2 separate regions of the Homo sapiens genome follow, and region 1 is linked to region 2. The links are chromatin contacts, found by Hi-C or POLR2A ChIA-PET in ENCODE. All regions are on one chromosome and are shown on one strand. The core of a region is the stretch at or near the end of the contact, and the rest is flanking DNA. Distances in the headings are between cores, read along the strand shown. Region 1 has its middle 7.7 kb from the start of LINC02464. Region 2 has its middle 100 kb from the start of LINC02464.

What was found. A loop is a pair of places that touch in the nucleus more often than their neighbours do. ChIA-PET counts read pairs that join two places held with the same protein, here RNA polymerase II (POLR2A). Pooled maps may share reads with other maps.
Region 1: a loop to region 2 is called in a pooled map of heart left ventricle, with 2.1 times the contacts of the local background. The contact joins two enhancer-like sites. A Hi-C loop is called at or near these places in 2 of 168 maps with a recorded cell type or tissue (colonic mucosa and mammary epithelial cell) and 5 of 50 pooled maps. POLR2A ChIA-PET finds 5 or more read pairs at or near these places in 1 of 52 experiments (OCI-LY7).

The regions. Positions count from the first base shown.
Region 1 is chr12:77,321,939-77,327,912 of GRCh38, forward strand. No RefSeq gene overlaps it. Among named protein-coding and RNA genes, the nearest start is that of LINC02464, 7.7 kb to the left of the region's middle. RefSeq lists a silencer at 3,028-3,087. Within about 2 kb of position 2,878, at least 9 of the 41 ENCODE cell types and tissues checked have a DNase peak (open chromatin) inside an H3K27ac peak, as active enhancers do.
Region 2 is chr12:77,211,452-77,217,389 of GRCh38, forward strand. No RefSeq gene overlaps it. Among named protein-coding and RNA genes, the nearest start is that of LINC02464, 100 kb to the right of the region's middle. Within about 2 kb of position 2,065, at least 2 of the 41 ENCODE cell types and tissues checked have a DNase peak (open chromatin) inside an H3K27ac peak, as active enhancers do.

The DNA of each region.
Region 1 (5,974 bases), core at 1,628-4,127, 110 kb after region 2:
GAGAGGGGTGGTGAGAGCTCAAGTAATATTAACCAAAGTAACAAAATGCTCATGAATATTTACAATACACATGAAACTTACTTATACCTGTGGAAAACTGCCTTTGTGCTGCTTATAGTAAATCAAACAAATCATCCCTCCCTCAGTTCTGCAACAGCCACCAAACAGCTGTGTGATGTTGAGCAAGCAACTTCACTTTTCCAAGTCTTAGATTTCTCATATGTAATATAATATTTGTCTTGCAAGGTGTTTTAAGGAATAGATGAGGTAACATGCAAAGCATTTAACCCAGTACCTGATACATACAGTACAAGGAGTTCAAAAATATTAATTCTCCTTTCTATCTCTGTCCTTTCTAGTACTATCACGAACTTTGTCTTTGATCATCATCACAATCATCAACAACAAAAACCTTGTTTCTCTTCTCCCGCTCTCATTCTCTTTCACTCCCCTACCTACCTGAACATTTATTGAGCTGCTACAAAGTCTCAGCCAATGTGCTAGACCCTTGGGAATACAGGGATAAATAAGTTGCCATCCTTTCCCCTAGTACATACATTCTAGTGAGGAAGCAGACAAATAAATGTACTATTATTATTCCTAATGTGTGAAAAGTGGGTATAGAGGCAGCACAGAGAAATGGCACCTAAACTTTGTTGTAGGATCTGGGAGTGTTTGTGGAGGCATTCCAAAGGAGTTTAGTCTCAGGGGTTGAGCAAGTGTTACCCAGATGTGGTGGTGTGGGATGTGGAGAAGAGTTGGGTTGGGAATGTGAGAGAATTCCTGGTGGAGAACAGCACATGTACAGATGGGGTGAGAACAGCATACGTACAGGTAGGGGTAAGCTGGTGCTATATGAGAAAGCATGGAATAAGTTATTAAGTTTGACCTGCTTGGGAACTGAGGGGCAGGTGTGAGGGATGAAGCAGGAGTAGGTAGGGGCTAGATCACAAAAGATCTATGCCAGTGTTTCTCACAGTGTGATTCCCAGCCCAGTAGCATGATATCACTTGGGATCTTGTTAGAAATACAAATTCTTATACATCACCCTGGACTAGACCACCTGAATAAGAAAAGTTGGGCATGAGGCCTACAAATTTTTAAAAAAGTCATACAGGTGATTGCAATGCATGCTAAAGTTTGAGAAACACTCTTTGCTGTGGTTTGAATATTTGTGTCCTTCCAAAATTCATGTAGAAACCATCTCCAATGTTATAGTATTAAGAGGAGGGACCCTTGGGAGCTGATCAGATCATGAAGTCTCCTTTCTTATAAAGGGGATTAAAAGCCTTGGCCCTTTTACCCTTTGTCCATGTAAGGACACAGTGTTGGAAGCAGGGACTGGGTTCTCACCAGAAACAGAACCTGCCAGCCTCTTGGTCTTGGACTTCTCAGCCTCCACAATTGTGAGAAATAAGTTTCTGTTGTTTATAAGTTAACCAGTCTCAGGTATTTTGTAATGGCAGCACAAAGGGGCTAAGAAACTGTTCTATGCCCTAACAAGAAATGTGGTCACTTTCCTGAAGGAAATGGGGATATATATAAAGATGTTATATAAGACTCGTAATATTTATTTGGAAGGCTTGCTCTGCAAGCAAGGTGGAAGAGCAACATGAAGGAAGCGTGGTGGAGGTGAGAGGACTGGAGGTTAAGTTGGTAGGGAGATACAGGAAAGAAGCTTATGACACTTGAGTTAAAATGTAGCATCCTTCCTATGTGTAGGGCTCATAAAAATGTATAGTCTAAGATAGAACACAGAATACTCTATGAATCCTGCCCACAAGGTGTTGGTAATCTAGATTCACTTTTTTTTTCTGATAATGCCATCCATATGTATGGAGCGTCTACTACTGTATGCCAGAGTGACTCTGGAATCGGTTTGGTTGATCTAGACAAGACCATAAGGAGAGTCCCCTTACTACCTCTTCTCCAGGGGAGGGATTCAAGTTGAACTAGTACTTCAGAGACTGTTTAGTAATATCATGCATGAAAGGTGATGGTTAGGACAGAAAAATAAATGGATTGCATCATAATTCCTCAGGTTCTCCAAATATGTGGTGGTCTCAAACCATGTGAATTGGTCTGCACATCCTGTTTGGGTTGCGTGTCAGCAGTTGAGATCTGAGCCTTATTTGTAACAGTGAAACAGTGAGAGACCTGCCCACTGAAAGCTGTTTTTCAGCTAGGAATAGAAAAGGGCCAGGCTAGACTCCTCTTTCTGCTGGATCTTGCTTCTTCTCAGCAATAGAAGTAGACCTGCCTTCCTAGCTGTAGAGAAAAGGTGCCGGTAGGCGGGCAGGTGAGCCTGTGGATAATCCTGGAGTAAAGGTTCAATAGACCTTCAAGTCTATCCTACAGGATTCGGAGTGAGGGGAGAGAAAAGGAGACGCTTCTCTGGCTGAGAGAGGAAGAGAAAAAAAAATCCCAGATATCTGACAGCTATATCTTCCCATCACCACCTTCCTCTAAACCCATGCCTCTCTGTTTAGTAGGACATAAAATGAAGAGTGACCCACCCCCCACCCCCAGCCCATCCCCCGTTTGTAGGTGTGCTTTCAATGAAAATAAGTCGGTGTTCATGGACGGAAACTAGAGCAGCTGAAAATAGATGCAAGACTTGTTGAGCATACAAATCATTTCCCCCTTAGTCTCCAAGGGAGGAAAAAAAATCCCTCTTACTCTCCTTGCAGCCTGTGTTCTGCATTCTGGAGAGGAAGCTGAGGCTGGTCCTCAGGCGCTCCTCCCGCCGTTCCCGCAGGAAACTTTTCTCGCAGGGCCCGCTCCGTCCATCCCGCGCGGTTCCAAGACGGTGGGCCTCCCGTGGGCTCCTCTCCTGGGCAAGGGCCCAGACCCCGCGACGCGCCTGTCTCTTTAAATTCCAGCTGCGCGGCTGGGAAACAGCGCCACTCGCCGCCCAGGCCGGCTGGAGGCTGAGAGCGAGCTCGCGCTTTCGCTCCCGGCTGCGCGCCGCGGAGAGCTGGGCTCGGCCCGCGGGCTGCTAGGTGGCGGCGGCGCGGGGCGGGGAGGCGCGGCCCGGCGGAGGAGGGAAGAAAGAGCGAGCCGGGCCGGGAGAGGCGCCGCGCCCGGTCCCGCGCCCGGTCCCGCACCCGCTCTCAGCGGCCCAAGCAGTTTCTTTCTGGGTGACAAGAATGTGCCTCGGTTGGTTTTTCTTTTTTTTCTCCATCTCCTTAAGACGATTTCCATAGTAACCTGATCAAGTGGCTCAAAATCGCAAACCTGAGGATTTCCGCGGCCCGCCGGCAAGACCTCGGCCAGGTAACGCTGCGATCTCCTCCTCTTCCATTGCAAACCGCTGCGCTCCTTGCAAAGTTCCTTTTGTGGAAAATCGCCCAGCCCAAGGGAGCCCGGGGTATTTGCAACAGCGTGTTCATTTCCAGGTGCCTGTCACGGGTCTCCTCCCTGCTGCTTCTCCAGGACCCATGATGAGATTATTTTTAAAAATTGTTTTTGGTCGTCTCCCCCGCCCCCTCCCCTTCTTTATTTTTTTCCTCTTCGCTGCACTCTTCTCGGCTTTTCCCCTGACACTACTGATGGGGGTGCGGGGGGACGTCGGGGATGGGGGTGGCCAGCGCGGTCCTGGGAGTGGCGGGTTCGGATGGGCTGGCTGCGGTGGGCCACTTTGGGCATCTCGGCGTGGCCTGCGCCGGGGTCACGGGGAGGGCTGTCAGCGCCAGGGCGGCGGAACCCGAGGTCTCCAGACGAGTGAGGGAGGGATGCAGGCTTGGGGGTGATGGAGCGCTTGGCTGGTGGCTGGTGAGCGTCCATACATCATAGCTCTCCTTCCCACTCCCCCGCCCCTCTTCGGGATTCTCTCTTTCTCTTTCCCCGTCCTCATTTCTTTCTTCCTTTACTCACCACTCGCTTCATTCTCTTCCTTCCATTTCCTCTTTTTTTCTCCCCTCATTTCCTTTTTTTCCTTTCCCTTTTAAAGAAAGGGGAATCGTTTGTAACCCTTTCGTTCTACCAACGTGGAATAGCTGTGAAACCTGCAGCGTGGTCACCTCAGCCTGGTCGTTTTCAGACCCGTCCTCATCCATCAACATATTTGTTTCCCGAGTCTATTGATCTCCCTGAATTCTACAGAAATGCATTCTAAGCTAGGCGCCTGTATGTCAGAATCAGTTCTGCAGGTAGCTTCCGTGCTCCAAGTATGACATGTATTGTAAGGGCTGCATCTGTTTTAAACCCACATAAGCCATGGGTATAAATAAATGTAGCTTTGAAAAAAAATCTGGCCTTATTCTAGATAAACTTCCCTCTTAAATTACTGATATACTCTTCTCCCTCTTTGACATTTAATTTTAGGAAAGTTGGGAGACAGGTTCTTGTCCTCCAGTTTTTAAGGAGCAGGCAACTTCTATTATCTTAATTTTCTCGTCTTTGAACATCACTCACGTTTGCACTACCCAGTCAGTGGAACGAGTGGGTCATAATTAAGGTTCAGATTCTAGCTTCCAACGTCCAAGCTGGCTGGAGTGGCAACCTCTGGTACAGGGTCCTAAGAAAACTGGAGAGCCAGGCAGACCTTGCCAAAGAATAAAGGCATAGCAACTCTTTTGTGAAATATCGAAATTCAGACTGTAGTACTGAAAACATGAAAATACAATGAAACCAGGCTTTTAGTTTGTTTTTGGTTCTTAGCATGGGTACAACTAGGTAGGTATAAATTAGTACTTCTTAAAAATGATCCACTCTAGTTTAGAACCTATTCTGCCTTGTTTTTGTTAAGGCACTTCCTTACTATGGTTATATATTTTTTTCTTTGAAACATAAGATGTCTGTATCATGTGAAAACAAAGGCAAAAACCAGGAGGACTTTTATTTGTCCATAAAAATTTTATTTCTGGTTTTTTTATTAAAAAAAAATCTAGTTGTTTTGCTCAAGTTTTCCCGAGGTCAAAATATTTCACGTGGAAAAATGATTCTAATCAATGAGGTTCCTCCGCTCTGTTTTAGAGGTGCATATAGTTTATATAGAAAAAAGTCTCAGTTTGAGAGAGCTCTATTTGCCTCTTTTCCTTTGTCTGCACATTTGTCTTTTAAATTCAACTATTAATATAGGATAAAGGATCTTAGGGCAGAGAATAGATCAGGCAGAAGGGAGACTACTGATATAATAGAAGATATGTACGTAAACCAAGAGAAGTAATTATTGGCATGCCACTCCACACAGTTGTTGTCTTTGTTTTTAGCCAATTTAAAGGCTGTACACTGAAAATGTATTATTTTCTGAATTCTGCACCTAATGCTGTTCGTACCCAAGATCATATTTATCCAGTTCAGTTGAATATTTACAAAAGACTTAAAATTCCCTTGCCACTGAAATCCAAATAGCATGTTCTTCTTCTAAAATTTCTTTTTTTTCTAGTGAACAGTGATAGTAGTAATGGTCCTGCATTATTGTTTTTATCTGACTTCCAATTTTGGTGTTCCCTGGGTGGGTGGGTTTTCCTGACACATTTACAAGATGCTTTTGGCAGGTTGGCTGGAATTTGAAGGCACATTTAATTGTAGGTGCAATAAAATATTCATTTTCTCTTGTTCTTGGTTTGAGATGTCATGCCCTTTTGGTCACTTATATTTTGGTGTGACTGTGTGTGTGTGTGTATGTGTTTGTGTGAAGGATTTAACAAAGTCTGTTCTAACTGTCATGTGATTTGAAGTTAAAAGGTATGTTAGTGACAAGCCACAAATTTCTCTTATTTATAGTACATTGATCCTGAAACCATTTTTTCCCTTGTGATTTCTTCTGTGCATGGATCATTTAACGAAAGGTTGGCAATGATGAGCTATTTTTTTATAATAGGAAAAAAATTCCTCAAGTTTACTTACCAAGTCATATTTTTATACAGAGGGATTAGCAAATATTTCTGATCTAATATTTTAATAGACTGAATTGCTGACCACTGCTAATTACCAAGAATATATTTTCTTAATTCTGAAATTGCTGTAC
Region 2 (5,938 bases), core at 815-3,314:
TATATTCTGGTTATTAATCCTTTGTCAGATGTATAATTTGCAAATATTTTCTCCCATTCTGTGGGTTGTTACTTTACTTTGTTGTTTCCTTTGCTGTGCAGAAGCTCTTTAACTTGATGTGATCCCATTTGTCCATTTTTGGTTTGGTTGCCTGTGCTTGTGGGGCATTACTCAAATCTTTGCCAAGATCAAGGTCCTGGAGAGTTTCTCTAATGTTTTCTTTTAGTAGTTTCTTAGGTTGAGATCTTAGATTTAAGTCTTTAATTCATTTTGATTTGATTTTTATATATGGTAAGAGAGAGTGGGCTCAGTTCATTCTTCTGCATATGGATATCCAGTTCTCCCAGCACCATTTATTGAAGAGACTCTCCTTTCCTTGGTGTGTATTCTTTGCACCTTTGTCAAAAATGAGTTCACCATAGATGTACGAATTTATTTCTGGGTTTTGTATTCTGTTTCATTGATCTGTGTGTCTGTGTTTATGCCAGTTCCATGCTGTTTTGATTACTATAGCTCTGTAGTATAATTTGAAGTCAGTAATGTGATTCCTCCAGTTTTGTTCTTTTGTTCACAATGGCTTTGGCTATTTTGGGTCTTTTGTGGTTCCATATAAATTTTATAATTCTTTTTTCTATTTCTATGAAGAATGTCACTGGTATTTTGATAGGGGTTGCAATGGATCTGTAGATTGCTTTGGATAGTATGGAGATTTTAACAATACTAATTGTTCCAATTCATGAACATGGAATCTGTTTCCATTTTATTGTGTCCTTTAACAATTTCTTGCATCAATGTTTTATAGTTTTCATTGTAAAGTTATTTCACTTATTTGATTAAGTTTATTTCAAAGCTATTTTATTTGTAGTTATTGTAAATGAGATTACGTTCTTGATTTCTTTTTTAAATTGTTTGCTGTTGACATATAAAAATGCTACTGATTTTTGTATGTTAATTTTGTATCCTAGAGAAATACATTTAAAAAATACTCCTAAGATTCCCAACTTTTCACTAAGTGGTGGCTGTTGATTGTATTATCTTTTTGAAATTTAACAGCAGGGCATTACTATATAGCTTCCACAGTGTCATAAAATTTGGTACATCTTGAACTTAAGTGATGCTACACTGGCACAAGCTGTTGTTTCTTGAGTGTTCTAGCAATCAATACCTATCCTGAATCACAGCTGTGTTGATCAAATCTATCTATCTATCTATCTATCTATCTATCTATCTATCTATCTATCTCTTTTTAGAGACAGGGTCTCATTATGTAGCCTATGAACTCATGGGCTCAAGTGATCCTCCTGTCTCAACCTTCCAAGTAGCTGGGACCATATTTTTTACGGGGAAAAAAAAACTTAGATCAAATATTGTGTGTTCTCATTCATATGTGGAAGGTAAAAAAGTGAATCTTGTGAAGATAGTAAAGTGGTGGTTATGAAAGGCTGGGAAGGGAGGAGAGAATGAAGGAAAAAAAGAGAATATAAATATATTTATTACCACTGAACTGTAGGCTTAAAACTGGTAAAGAAGGTAAATTTTATATGTATATATTTTCCTCATTTTTTTTAAAAGAGTCTAGAGCACCACCAGCATGGAGGATTGCAGCAATTTCTCCTGATAAATATGTAAGACATAAAATTCAGTGGATGGACAGCAGAGAGTTATGAAACACTCCCCTTGACTGAAAAACAGTACCGGGGGAAAGCTAATTCACTCACATTACACATTTTCTTTTTAATCAGGATTTCCTCAAATTAAACATACATTGATGGGCAATGTAAACATCTCATGTGATATTGAAACAGTTGTCAACATCCTTAAGGAATTAACCCCCCTCCCTCCATGTTGGGCCTTTGCTGCCCTGCTGGTCTTTTTTTGTTTTTGAGTCTAGCCTCATTACATTAATAGCTCAAAACCTTCTCAGGCGTGTTAAAAATAGATTGCAAGAGAATTGAATGCAGTGTTTCCCTCCTCCCTCCCACTTTTTTTCTTGACTCTAATATAATGGCACTCCTCAGAAACAGTCCACGGAAATCCAGATTTTCGCAGTGGCTTGTGTGGGAAGTGCAGACTATTGTGTGCAAGTGTTGCAGCCTACTGCTTGGCAGGAAGTCGTTTTTCGGAAAAGTTAACTGAACAAACACCTTCCATTGTCTACAGAGGTTGAAAGTCCAATGAAATTTCCTTATTGCTATCTCTAAAGCAATTTGGTGGCTGTGATTACATTTAACCCTTTATTTCTAAAGTCTCATTTTTATTGAAGGCTCTTCCCTTCAGTGATTCTTAACCTTTTCTGATTCTCAGACTCTTTTGAGAATTTGGTGGGACAATAAACTCATGTATTCTTTTTTAAGGGGATCAACAGTTCTTTCTCTCATCCTCTCTCCCATGTCAAACTGTAGCAGGTCTAAGTCATTAATTATCAAGGGAAAAACTCTAAAGAAGAGAAGGTGAGGATCCAATGCATTTCTCATTTCTTTTATTGCAAATTAATTTTTTTTAAAGGCTGAGCTTTGCTGTGAACTATTTTAAAAGCTGTTAATCACTTTCATAGTCTCATTTATCAAAGTGATAATAATACATAGGCTTAGTTTTCCTGTGCTGTAATACAACTGAAAAAATTAACATTATAAATGAATATACAAAGAGTTCGACCAGAAAGGCAAAAATAAAAAATAGGCTACATTAAATTTGGTGATGACTGCTTTCATACTCTAAATATTTCACATTGCTTCAAAAGAGAATTTGTGAAAAAGTCTTTAAACAAAAAAACACATCTTTTGGTTTAATTTAAGATTGTAAGATTTAGCTATTCCACGGTGGAATTTGTTGACTCATAAGATAGTGAGTTTGCTGTCATTGGGAATATTCAGTAAAAGCATACTTACATTATGTGTCAGGTATATCAAAGAAAACCTTTCTGTTCTGTGGCCAGATAACTTCTATCAGGCCTTTGCATCAGAAATCCTACAAGTTAAAACAGAATTTAGTTGGTCTATAGGAGGAAAACTTTTGAGATGTATTTCTTTTTGTTTTCTTTTTTCCTATGCATATGACCAAGGCAATGGTTTTAATTAGTGCTGAGATGGAGTTCCAACTTTCCAGTATCATTTACTTTCTGTATGGTCTTGGATATCTATGATGCTATTACATGAAAACTACAACCTTTTCCCCAATGTCTAGAAAGTGACAAATTGTCCTATTATTCACTGGGAATTGATTTGGGAAGAGGGAAACTATTGTGTTACCTTCAGGGAAAGAGTACATCTGAATCAACTCTTTTTATCAAGTGCTTCGATTTTTGTCCCAAGTATTTTGATTAACTAAAATTTGAGAGTGTATATATAAAAGTATTCTTTTCTCATCCAATCTGTTGTTATTTATGTTGAATGTATGGGTTGTGAATTGCCAGGTCAAGTAAATGTGATGGCATTTAGCATCTATGGCTATTTTCCAAATGGATTCCTCATAACAAAGCCTTTGCACAATCTGAAATCCATTATCCTGAAGCTTTCCTATAGCCCTAAATTTGGTATATGTATTACTCAGCTCAGGCTGCCATAACAAAATTCTATAGACTGAGTGGCTTAAACAACAGAATTTGTTTTCTCATGATTCTGGAGGCTGGAAGTTCCCTACAGGGTGTCAGCATGGTCCAGTTTTAACAAGGGCTGTCTTCCTGGTTAGCTTCCTGCCTTCCTGCTATGTGCTCACATGTCCTATTCCTAGAGAAATCTCTCTCTTTCTCTCTCTCTTTCTTTTTATAAGAAGAGCAATCCTATCAGATTAGGAACCCATCTCTATTATCTCACGTAACCTTAATTATCTCCTAAAAGCCCTATTTCTAAATACAATCACATTGGAAATTAGAACTTCAACGTATGAATTTTGGGGAGGACACAATTCAGTCCCTAGCAATATCACATATGTTGATATGGTTTGGCTGTGTCCCCACCCAATTCTCATGGTGAACTATACTCCCATAATTCCCATGTGTTGTGGGAGGGACCTGGTGGGAGATAATTTGAATCATGGGGGTGGTTTTCCCCATACTGTTCTCATGGTAGTGAATAAGTCTCATGAGATCTGATGGTTTTATCAGGGGTTTCTGCTTTTGCTTATTCCTCATTTTCTCTTGCCACTGCCATGTAAGAAGTGCTTTTTGCCTCCCACTATGATTCTGAGGCCTCCCCAGCCACGTGGGACTGTAAGTCCAATTAAACCTCTTTGTCTTCCCAGTCTCAGGTATGTCTTTATCAGCAATGTGAAAATGGACTAATACAGTAAATTGGTACCAGAAGAGTGGGGTGTTGCTGAAAATATACCTGAAAATGTGGAAGCACATTTGGAACTGGGTAACAGGCAGAGGTTGGAACAGTTGGAGGGCTCAGAAGAAGACAGGAAAATGTGGGAAAGTTTGGAACTTCCTAGAGACTTGTTGAATGGCTTTGACCAAAAGCCTGATAGTGATATGGACAATAAGGTCCAGGCTGAGGTGGTCTCAGATGGAGATGAGGAACTTGTTGGAAACTGGAGCAAAGGTGACTCTTGTTATGTTTTAGCAATGAGACTGGTGGCATTTTGCCCCTGACCTTGAGATTTCTGGAACTTTGAACTTGAGAGAGATGATTTAGGGTATCTGGCAGCAGAAATTTCTAAGCAGCAAAGCATTCAAGAGGTGACTTGGGTGCTATTAAAGGCATTCAGTTTTATAAGGGAAGTGGAGCATAAAAGCTCAGAAAATTTGCAGCCTGACAATGTGATAGAAAAGAAAAACCAATTTTCTAAGGAGAAATCCAAGTCAGCTGCAGAAATTTGCATAAGTAAACAGGAGCCAAATGTTAATCCCCAAGACAATGGGGAAAATGTCTCAAGGGCATGTCAGAGACCATTGTGGCAGCCCCTCTCATCTCAGGCCCCGAGGCCTAGGAGAAAATGGTTTCGTGGGCTGGGTCCAGGGTTCCCATGCTGTGTGCAGCCTAGAGACTTGGTGCCCTGTGTCCCAGCCACTCCAGCTGTGGCTGAAAGGGGCCAATGTAGAGCTCAGGCCATGGCTTCAGAGGGTGCAAACCTCAAGCTTTGGCAGCTTCCACACAGTGATGAGCCTGTGAGTGCACAAAAGTCAAGAATTGGGGTTTGGGAAGCTCCGCTTAGATTTCAGAAGATGTATGGAAATGCCTGGATGCCCAGGCAGAAGTTTGCTGCAGGGGCAGGGTGCTCATAGAGAGCCTCTGCTAGGGCAGTGCACAGGGAAATGTGGGCTCAGAGCCCCCACACAGAGTCCCTACTGGGACACCACCTAGTGAAGCTGTGAGAAGAGGGCTACTGTCGTCCAGACCCCAGAATGGTAGATCCACCAAAAGATTGCACTGTTCACCTGGAAAAGCCACAGATGCTCAATGTCAGCTCATGAAAGCAGCTGGGAGGGAGGCTGTATGCTGCAACACCACAGGGTCAGAGCTGCCTAAGACCATGGGAACCCATCTCTTGCATCAGCATGACCTGGATGTGAGACCTGGAGTCAAAGGAGATCATTTTGGAGCTTTAAAACTTGACTGCCCTGCTGGATTTCAGACTTGCATGGGCCCTGTAAACCTGTTGTTTTGGCCAATTTCTCCCATTTGGAATGGCTGTATTTACCCAATACCTATACCCCCATTGTATCTACAAAGAAACTAGCTTGTTTTTGATTTTATAGGCTCATAGGTGGAAGGGACTTGCCTTGTCTCAGATGATACTTTGGACTATGGACTGTTGGGTTAATGCTGAAATGAGTTAAGACTTTGGGGGACTGTTGGGAAGGTGTGATTGGTTTTGAAATGTGAGAACATGAGATTTGGAGGGGCCAGGGGCAGCATGATATGGTCTGGCTGTGTCCCGACCCAAATCTCATCTTAAAATGTGTTCCCATAATTCCCACGTTTGTGGGAGGGACCTT